2 separate regions of the Homo sapiens genome follow, and region 1 is linked to region 2. Evidence: chromatin loops called from intact Hi-C (ENCODE). Cell type or tissue: dorsolateral prefrontal cortex. All regions are shown on one strand. Each heading gives the region's core, and the rest is flanking DNA. Links, peaks and the distances in the headings are about the cores only. Region 1 overlaps ABHD12 (abhydrolase domain containing 12, lysophospholipase). Region 2 overlaps LOC105372581 (a long non-coding RNA gene).

Region 1 (5,382 bases), core at 316-5,315, 62 kb after region 2:
GTTCTGTTGATGTCCTTGGTCTACGTGCTTCCTACCAGGAGCTAATAAGTAACCTACGCCTGCCTGCAGTTGTCTCACAGAAGACGGATCGGGAGGCCTGAGGAGGCCGCTCTTTCCTGATACGAGGTTACAGCTGGGGTCTGATGTCAGGTGGGGGGCATGGTGGGGTCTGCTTTCTCTGCTGTATTCTTCTGCAAGGGTGAGTGTAAGAAATCATTAGCTATTTCTATGTCTTTCAAGAAAAAAAGTTCCTCTTACCCCCAGTAGAGTTCTAAGCCCAAATTAAAAGACTATGTAAAATAATTACTTGAGTGAAGGCAGGTGGGAGGCTACTTTTATTATTGGCAGTATCCTTGTGGAAAAAAAAATATGTGTGGCTCTTGTTTAGGGATTTTGATAACACTATTAACAAACTACAGCAAAATGGCACCTACTGCCTTCTGACCTATTCATTGCTTTTCTCTTGCAGGCGAAAGGGCGTGTGGTTGCGCCTGAGGAAGATACTTTTCTGTGTTTTGGGGTTGTACATTGCCATTCCATTTCTCATCAAACTATGTCCTGGAATACAGGCCAAACTGATTTTCTTGAATTTCGGTAAGTGGTATGTGTCCATTTTTCCTTTAATTTTAGTAAGGGTTCATTTTCATGGTGATGTCTGATTTTAGGGGTAGTCTTTTTACTTTAATGGAGATTTAGTTTACATACAGTGAAGGGTACATATCTTAAGTGTACAGTTTATATACCTATATCTTTAGAGATAGATAGGTAGAGCTACCACCCAGATTGAGAACTAGAATGCTTTTATTACCCAAAAAGGTCCCTGTGCCCCTTCCCAGCTGGAGGACTTTCTGTGCTAGTGTTGCTCCCCAGCACTGGATTTCTGTCCACAGAAGACTACACTGCCCTGGGGGACCAGCGTATCTGTCTTCAGCTGAGGTGAGTAAAAATGTTGACAACATGAGAAGTCAGCTGAAGCCATCATGTTGGAGATGCCTTGTCAGTTGTGCATTCCAGGAGCCTAGCTGCCCTTGGAAAAGATGACCACTGAAAAATATAGTACCTTTAAAAAAAAATGAGGCCTTTTTTCTTTTTTAAAACAAATTAGTTTTTTATACCCTTAAAAAAATCCAGATACACAGTACTTTGGTTTCTGTGGAATTTTGTGCTGGCCTTGTAGGTATTGTAGTCTCCTTGAGTGAACTTGGACCTTGTGTGTTTTTTCACGCTGTGTATTTACTTTTGGAGATGTGGGAGGAGAAAGGTGCAGAAGTATCAAGCCCATGAGGTCAAAGGCAGAGGCTCTGGGCACATGGCCCTGGGAACAGTCCTACAAGCGAGGCTCCAAGGAAAGGGCCGCATCTGTGGGTTCGAGGTTTGAGAACAACGGGGCTCGCACACGGTGGGTGTTCTGTGAAGGACAGCCTGAGAGGCAGGTGCTGACAGCATTAGAACAGGATGAGGCAGGGGCTCTGGGGTCACTCTGTGGCTAGATTGGTTTGCACATAGTGAGTCTGGCCTTATGCGTTTGGGAGTTTGAGGCTTGGAAAGCTGGGCCTGATATTGCTGAGGCAGCAGGTAAGCTGGTGGAGTGGGAGGAGGAGGAAAGGAGGAGGCCGCAGAGGAACACAGGAGGTACTGAGAGGTGCCGGACTCCCTCTGCAGGCATCTGGGCTTATGAGTTTGGGTGTTCAGTCTATAATAGACTTAATCACAGAAACTTAGGAGATGACTGGCTAAAAAAGGAATTTCTGTTTCTTTGTTTTTGTTTTTTTTAATGCCGGTAAGAAGAACATAAATTATAAGGCTATTTAATACTTTGTAAATCTGAGTTTTTATTTGGGTGTCTTAAAATAACTGTAAAACACATGTAGTATACTAAGAGGCATTTGATTTTTCTAATGGAAAAGTAGAACTTCTAGGAATTTTTCATCTCTAAGTTTTGTCACTTGTGAGAAGCACAAACTCAAAAAGAAACTAACAGTATACCAAAATGATGGGAGTTTTGTTTTTCTGACTTTAATGTTCCTTAAATGTACACAGTACAGCCCAGAAAGCATTTGGGGCTTAGGTATAAACACGAAGCTACAAGGGCTGCAGATTCACCATCAGCAGACCTCAGACTTGACCCTCATGGCTTTTCTACCTTTGCTGGCCCCCTTGGGCAGGTGCCTTTGCTGCCAGGCACATGAGCTGGTTCTTGAAGGGAGGGTGTGGGGTGCATTGCCCTGCGTGGCCTGGTACATTGTGGGCTCCCAGCAAATGTTTGAATTGAATAGATTTTCTTTAGCTTGATTGTTTGGGCTACTGTAGACACACAGCCTACAGATTTTGTTCTGTGGGTTTCCTAAGGAGGTGGTAGACTGCTCTGAGGGAGGAGAACTTTGGGTTCTCCTGGTCCAGCCCCATGGCATGGGAGAGGAGGGCTGGGCTTGGGCAAGGGGAGGCTGAGCCTCCCAAGGTGTTGCCCATCCTTAACGATTTCCTTCCACCTGTTTGCCACACTGGAGTTAGGTGAGCCTACAGTGGCATTTTGTTTTGTTGTTTTGTTTTGTTCTGAGACAGGGCGTGGCTCTGTTGCCCCAGCTGGACTGCAGGGGTATGATCACGGCTCACTGCAGCCTCGACCTCCCAGGTTCAGGTGATCCTCCCACCTTAGCCTCCTGAGTTGCTGGGACTCCAGGCACCCACCACCACAACGTCTGGCTAATTTTTTATATTTTTAGTAGAGATGGGGTTTTGCCATGTTGCCCAGGCTGGCCTCAAACTCCTGGGCTCAAACAATCCTCCTGCCTTGGCCTCCCAACGTGCTGGGATTACAGGCGTGAGCCATTGCACCCAGCCCTGTGGTGTTTCTGAAAGAGATTTTTAGTTGCCAAAGGTCTAGCACCAAGAAACAGTGTCCCTGGGAGCAGCGATTGGACATTCCTTTCGCCTCACCCCCCTGGGCATCTGCCTGGCCCCCACACCCCACTCCTCCTGCCTCTCCATGATGAGCGACCCTCATCTCCAGGCCCCGCTGTCCTCCCCGGGAAGCCACAGTGTTTTATCAGCACATGAGGCCCTTCCAAGTGTGGTTCTCTGTCTCCCCCTTTGGGAGGAAAGGCAGTCTTCAGAGGAGCAGCATGGAGCTTGTTGGTTTTCCAGTTGTAATGTGCGTCCAAGGTTTACAGGTCTGTGCCTGTCTGCGTCGCCGAGGAGGTGGGGTCTGTGGCGTGGCCCTGCAGTGATTTGGAATTTTGTTGGGGAGGTGCCTCTGCTCTTGTGCCCAGACAAGAAGCCTGACCTGGGCATCCATTCAACATTACAGGAAAAGTAGCAATCTCTTGGGCCCCAGAATGTGGTTAAAATATTCTTCACAGCAAATCTATCTGAAACCAAATTTATAAATTAGATAAATAAGCTTTTAAAGAAACATAGCACCTACAATGTAAGGCATTATTCTACTTTAAATACATTTTCATAAGCAAAACATCATGATTATTCTAAAAACAAAGAATTAGCTAAAAAAAAAAAGAACCCTGAATAGTATAAATAAGAAAATGAACATTACTCTGAGAAAATGCTTGTTAACACCGTAGTTTATTTCCTACTGACCTTTTTTATATGTGTCTGTTTACATGCACATAAATATATGTGCTTTTCAATACTTGTATGCACAGTCTGATTCCATCCAAAAGATGTTTGGATGAGACTCAGCATTTATGAAGCCTAGAATATCTTCCCAGCCGTTATTTGCCTTCAGATCAAGAAGGTATCTCTTAGTGAAAGTCATGTCTTGGTTCAGAGGCTAGGGAGGGCTTTTTTGGAAATAGGTCAGATCTATCATCATGCATTTGTTTTTTGTTTTTTTTTTATTTATTATTATTATACTTTAAATTCTAGGGTACATGTGCACAATGTGCAGGTTAGTTACATATGTATACATGTGCCATGCTGGTGTGCTGCACCCACTAACTCGTCATCTAGCATTAGGTATATCTCCCAATGCTATCCCTCCCCCCTCCCCCCACCCCACAACAGTTCCCAGAGTGTGATGTTCCCCTTCCTGTGTCCATGTGTTCTCATTGTTCGATTCCCACCTATGAGTGAGAATATGCGGTGTTTGGTTTTTTGATCTTGCAATAGTTTACTGAGAATGATGATTTCCAATTTCATCCATGTCCCTACAAAGGACATGAACTCATCATTTTTTATGGCTGCATAGTATTCCATGGTGTATATGTGCCACATTTTCTTAATCCAGTCTATCATTGTTGGACATTTGGGTTGGTTCCAAGTCTTTGCTATTGTGAATAATGCCGCAATAAACATACGTGTGCATGTGTCTTTATAGCAGCATGATTTATAGTCCTTTGGGTATATACCCAGTAATGGGATGGCTGGGTCAAATGGTATTTCTAGTTCTAGATCCCTGAGGAATCCCCACACTGACTTCCACAATGGTTGAACTAGTTTACAGTCCCACCAACAGTGTAAAAGTGTTCCTATTTCTCCACATCCTCTCCAGCACCTGTTGTTTCCTGACTTTTTAATGATTGCCATTCTAACTGGTGTGAAATGGTATCTCATTGTGGTTTTGATTTGCATTTCTCCAATGGCCAGTGATGGTGAGCATTTTTTCATGTGTTTTTTTGGCTACATAACTGTCTTCTTTTGAGAAGTGTCTGTTCATGTCCTTCGCCCACTTTTTGATGGGGTTGTTTGTTTTTTTCTTGTAAATTTGTTTGAGTTCATTGTAGATTCTGGATATTAGCCCTTTGTCAGATGAGTAGGTTGTGAAAATTTTCTCCCATTTTGTAGGTTGCCTATTCACTCTGATGGTAGTTTCTTTTGCTGTGCAGAAGCTCTTTAGTTAAATTAGATCCCATTTGTCAATTTTGGCTTTTGTTGCCATTGCTTTTGGTGTTTTAGACATGAAGTCCTTGCCCATGCCTATGTCCTGAATGGTAATGCCTAGGTTTTCTTCTAGGGTTTTTATGGTTTTAGGTCTAACGTTTAAGTCTTTAATCCATCTTGAATTGATTTTTGTATAAGGTGTAAGGAAGGGATCCAGTTTCAGCTTTCTACATATGGCTAGCCAGTTTTCCCAGCACCATTTATTAAATAGGGAATCCTTTCCCCATTGCTTGTTTTTCTCAGGTTTGTCAAAGATCAGATAGTTGCAGATATGCGGTGTTATTTCTGAGGGCTCTGTTCTGTTCCATTGATCTATATCTCTGTTTTGGTACCAGTACCATGCTGTTTTGGTTACTGTAGCCTTGTAGTATAGTTTGAAACCAGGTAGTGTGATGCCTCCAGCTTTGTTCTTTTGGCTTAGGATTGACTTGGCGATGCAGGCTCTTTTTTGGTTCCGTATGAACTTTAAAGTAGTTTTTTCCAATT
Region 2 (5,382 bases), core at 163-5,162:
CTGTTTTTTCCACTTGGAGTTTAATTCGTACTGTACTTCTGCCATTATCTCCTTATTATTCTGTGGGGGAGCAGGCTGAATCTAAAAATCTGAAAGAATCTGTTGTCCCACCCACAGCGCCAATTGAAAATAAAAAACGGAGGAGGATAAAAATTGGCCTATACTGCCTCCTCCAGTTGCAGAAACATCTGTACTGCCTCCTTCAGTAGCAGAAATAGAGACCCCAATACAAAGATTTTTACACTCTGCTGCCATAGCTGGAGAGCCCTTAGAACCCTGTGCTTTTCCTATTTTTGTAAGGTCTGATCCAAATAATCCACAGCAGGTTATTCATGAACACACTCCACTAGAGTTTAAGTTGTTAAAGGAATTAAAAGCAAGTGTGGTAAATGATGGCATACAGAGCCCATTTACCTTAGGATTGCTAGAATCCGTGTTTGGTGCTATGAGTCTTTTACCCTTTGATGTAAAACACTTGGTGCGAGCTTGCTTGTCCACTAGCACATATCTGACATGGAATTTAAATTAGCAAGAAATGTGTGCAGACCAGGCTAGACAGAATCATGTTGCTGGACATGGAGACATTACAGAGGATATGCTATTAAGTAATGGCCCTTATTCAGACCTGGAACATCAAATGGCACTCCCAGACGCTGCTTATCAGCAGTGAACACAGGCCGCTAAAGGTGCCTGGGCCACAATTCCTGAAGACGGAGTCCCAGTACAATCCTTTTTACATATCATGCAAGGGTTGCAAGAGCCCTATGAACATTTTCTTTTTTCTTTTTTTCTTTTTCTTTTTTTTTTTTTTGAGACAGAGTCTTGCTCTGTTGCCCAGGCTGGAGTGCAGTGGCGCAATCTCGGCTCACTGCAAGCTCCACCTCCCGGGTTCACGCCATTCTCCTGCCTCAGCCTCCGGAGTAGCTGGGACTACAGGCACCCACCACCACAATTGGCTAATTTTTTGTATTTTTAGTAGAGATGGAGTTTCACCGTGTTAGCCAGGATGGTCTCGATCTCCTGACCTCGTGATCTGACCGTCTCGGCCTCCCAAAGTGCTGGGATTACAGGCGTGAGCCACTGCACCTGGCCACCCTATGCACATTTTCTTGCAAGACTGCGAGAAGCAGTGAAGCGCCAAATTCCTCATACCGCAGCTGCAGAAATGCTAATCTTAACTCTAGCTTTTGAGAACGCAAACACGGATTATAAACATGCACTGGCACCGGTGAGGTGTACAAAAAACTTGGGAAATTTTCTCAGAGCTTGTCAGGACGTGGGAACTGAGCTTCATCACTCTGAAATGTTAGCGCAAGCAATGGCTAATTTAGCAGTTGACAAATCTAAAAGGAGCCAAGGGTCAAACCCTAAAATGGGAAAATGTTATGATTGTGGAAAAACTGGACATTTTAAAAAGGAATGCCGCCAGATCTCAGGACAGAAAGGACCTTACAATACAGTGCCCCACCGAGCGGAAAAAACGCCAGGACTTTGTCCTTGCTGTAACAAAGGAAATCACTGGGCTAATCAGTGTCGCTCAAAATTTCATCAGAATGGGACCCCCATGCCAGGAAACGAGACGGGGCCTGGACCCGGGCCCCACAAACAATGAGGGCATTCCCAGCCCAGACTTCAACCCCGTTTCAGGGATGAGTTCCCAGAGGCACTTGATTCCCTCACCCCAGGAACACCACAAAGTGCAGGATTAGATCTACCCGCCAGAGAAAGAATCACGTTAGTAGGGGGAGACAGACCTATCAAAGTTCCCACTGGTATTTGGGGACCTTTACCAACAGGATACATGGGACTAATTTTAGGCAAAAGCCATCTTAACTTGCAAGGCATCACTGTAGTCCCAGGAGGGATTGACTCTGATTATGAAGGAGAAATTCAAGTAGTTTTAATGTCACAAGATCTTTGGGTTTTTGAACCGGGAGAATATATTGCTAATTATTGCTTATTCCCTGCAAATTACACCCTTCTCCACGAAAGGAGAAACAAGGAAATAAAGGGTTTGGGAGCACAACTACATGGGAAATCTATGTATCCCAACCCATAGCCTCTAACAGACCTGCTTGTGTAGTACAAATTAAAGGAAAAAAATTTTATGGGCTTATGGATACAGGAGCTGATGTATCACTAATCTCTAAAGACAACTGGCCCCCATCCTGGCCCTTGCAATTAACTTCTATGTCCCTAGTGGGAGTAGGCACAGCTCAAAGTGTTCAACAGAGCCCTGAGATTTTGTCTTGTCTTGGTCCAGATGGACAGTCATGTACTTTTCAGCCTTATGTTGCAAATATAGCTATCAATTTATGGGGTCAAGACTTACTTACAGCATGGGATATGAGACTTACAAATGAAAACTTCGATAACCCAGGATTTAAAATGTTGAAGAACACGGGATATCAGAGGGGAAAAGGTTTAGGAAAATTTCAAGGAAATCCTAACCCGATATCAGTAACTGGAAAAACAGAAAAGGGCTAGGACATCAGGATTTCTGATGGGGGTCATTGATATTTCTCCTCCACCCACTACCTTACCATTAGAATGGCTCAGTGACAAACCCATATGGGTAGATCAATGGTCCCTATCTCAGGAGAAGCTGACACAACTTCAGCAGCTAGTGAAAGAACAATGGGATGCCGGACTCAGAGAGGAGTCAGCCCCTGGAATTCTCCAGTGTTTGTTATTACAAAAAAGTCCAGAAGATGGCGACTGCTACATGATTTAAGAGCTATTAATGCACATATAAAACTGATGGGTGCCTTACAAAAAGGTTTACCATCTCCAGTGGCTATTCCAAGAGACAGGCCTCTTGCAGCAATAGATCTTAAGGATTGTTTCTTTACTATGCCCTTACACGGCAAGGACGAGCCTCGGTTTACCTTCTCTGTGCCTTCTATTAATCAAAGAGAATCTGTTTCTCATTATCAATGGAGAGTTTTACCCCAAGGCATGCTTAACAGTCCTATGCTATGTCAGCCTTTCGTAGGGCAGGCATTAGAGCCTCGGAATACGTTTCCTACTGCTTACATCATTCATTTTATGGATGATATTCTTTTGGCTGCTCCTACAGATCAAATCCTACAACAGTTATTCAGAGAAACAAAGAAGGCTTTGACTAAATGGAGTCTCCAAATAGCTCCAGAAATGGTACAAACAACTTCCCCATTCCAATACTTAGGAACTATTGTTAGAGAGAAGTTTACGGCCTCAGGAAGTAGTTCTCCATAAAGACAGGTTACAAACTTTAAAGGATGTTCAGCAATTATTAGGAGATATTAATTGGCTATGGCCAATGTTAGGTATTGTTACCTATCAACTTACACATCTTTACCAAACCCTGCAAGGAGATTCTTCTTTAAATTCCCTGCAGCAATTAACTAAAGAGGCAGAAGCTGAATTATGGCTTGTAGAGCAAAGGTTACAGCAGAGACATGCCTCAAGGCTACAGCTGCAAAAACCCTTGCTTTTGTTTATTCTTCCTACCCCCCCACTCTCCAACAGGACTTTTGGGACAGTTCATAGACAAGTCTGTAACAATAGAATGGCTCTTTTTACCTAATCAAACAGTCAAAACCTTGCAAGTTTATTTTTCTTTAATTACACAAATTGTGACTATGGGCAGGCATAGGTCAAAAATGCTTATGGGATATGACCCCGACAAAATTATTGTTCCTTTAGACTCCCAGCAACAAGCCAAAGCTTGGGAAATGTTGACTGCCTGGCAAACTGCTTTTGCAGACTTCGTGGGTGCTATAGATAACCACTACCTCTCAGACAAAATTTTACAGTTTTATAAAATCCATTCTTTCATTCTTCCTGTGATTACTCATCACAAGCCTATTCTAGGTGGACAGACTTATTTTAGTGATGGCTCTTCCAAAGGTTGTGCTGCTATCTATGGACCAAAACATACTCAAACAATAATGACCTCTGGGGTTTCAGCTCAACACTCAGAGCTAATTGCAGTCATTCAGGTTTTACAGCTCACAGCTCAGATCCCATCAACATTGTCTGTGATTCAGCTTATGTTGTAAATGTAGCCAGTTGCATAGGAACTGCTACAATTAAAAGTACACTAGACCCAGAACTGCTTCGCTTCTCTTCCCTTCCCTTCCCTTCCTTTCCCCTCCCCCCTCCCCCTTTCCCTCTCCCTTCCCCTCCCCCTTCCCCCTTCCCCTTTCCCTTCCCTTTTCACTTTTTTTTTCTTTCATTTTTGAGACAGAATCTCGCTCTGTTGCCCAGGCTGGAGTGCAGTGGCATGATCTTGGCTCACTGCAACCTCCGCCTTCTGGGTTCAAGCAATTCTCCTGCCTCAGCCTCCACCACCACGCCTGGCTAATTTTTTTGTATTTTTAGTAGAGACGGGTTTCACCATATTGGCCAGGCTGGTCTCCAACTCCTGACCTTGTGATCCTCCCACCTCGACCTCCCAAAATGCTGGGATTAGAGGCGTGAACCACCACGCCCAGCCGGCTTAATTTATTTGTAAGACTTCAACAAGCTATTCGCTCTCCTGAAGCTCTTTTTCATATTTCTCATATTCACTTTCACACACAACTTCCTGGGCCACTATCTCTAGGTAATGAGAAAGCAGACAAGCTGATTGGTTCTGTGTTTCAGCAAGCTCAAGTGTCTCACATGCTTCTGCACCAAAATACTGCCGCCCTTACTCGCATGTTACCTTTATCTCGCAGCCAAACTAGGGCTATAATACAAGCCCGTCCTACTTGCCAGCATGTCCCTAGAGCCACACCTGTAGAAGGCTGTAACCCACGAGGTTTGGCTCCAAATGATATTTCGCCAATGGATATTACACACATAGCAACCTTTGGTAAGCTTAGCTATGTTCATGTAACTATAGACACTTATTCTCATATGCTGCATGCTACATGCCAAACATGTGAGACAGCTGGTCATGTACAGTGACATTGTCATCATTTGCTCACATGGGGATACCTAAGCTATTAAAAACTGACAATGAACCCACTTATACTAGTCATGCTTTTCAAAATTTCTTATAGCTTTGGGCTATAATCCATAAAACGGGAATTCCTTATAATCCTAGAGGACAAGGCATTGTAGAGCGGGCACATCGAACATTACAATGCATGTTGAAAATACAAAAAGGGGGTATAGGAGGCCAACTACCACCTCAATCAAAACTACATTTAGCCTTATTTAAATTTTTTGACTCCTGGTACGGATGGTAAGACTCCAGCAGAAAGACATTGGCAAGTGTTAGAGGAAAAGAGGAAAGTTTATCTGAAAGTGTTATGGAAACCCCTGGAAGAAGGAAAATGGAAAGGTCCGGTGGATTTACTGACATGGAGAAGAGGGTATACTTGTGTTTTTACAGGAGATGGACAAACTGTG

What was found. Peaks named below come from ENCODE experiments on the same cell type or tissue, not always from the same donor. Only the 100,000 strongest peaks of a DNase experiment are listed, where the experiment ranks them.
Region 1: it touches region 2 in a loop (6-fold over the local background); 23 of 110 quality-filtered maps call a loop at or near these places.

What each region holds. Positions count from the first base shown.
Region 1 is chr20:25,334,439-25,339,820 of GRCh38, reverse strand. ABHD12 (abhydrolase domain containing 12, lysophospholipase) reads left to right here. Exons shown (of 13, transcript NM_001042472.3): 2 at 470-594. Among named protein-coding and RNA genes, the nearest start is that of ABHD12, 54 kb to the left of the region's middle. In dorsolateral prefrontal cortex, for the core only: CTCF peaks have their summits at 1,669 and 3,087; a DNase peak (open chromatin) is centred at 3,091.
Region 2 is chr20:25,396,642-25,402,023 of GRCh38, reverse strand. All of the region lies in intron 2 of LOC105372581 (a long non-coding RNA gene), which reads left to right. Among named protein-coding and RNA genes, the nearest start is that of GINS1, 8.3 kb to the left of the region's middle. RefSeq lists a silencer at 3,904-4,104. In dorsolateral prefrontal cortex, for the core only: a CTCF peak has its summit at 2,725 (motif pointing right); a DNase peak (open chromatin) is centred at 2,694; H3K27ac peaks cover 724 bases.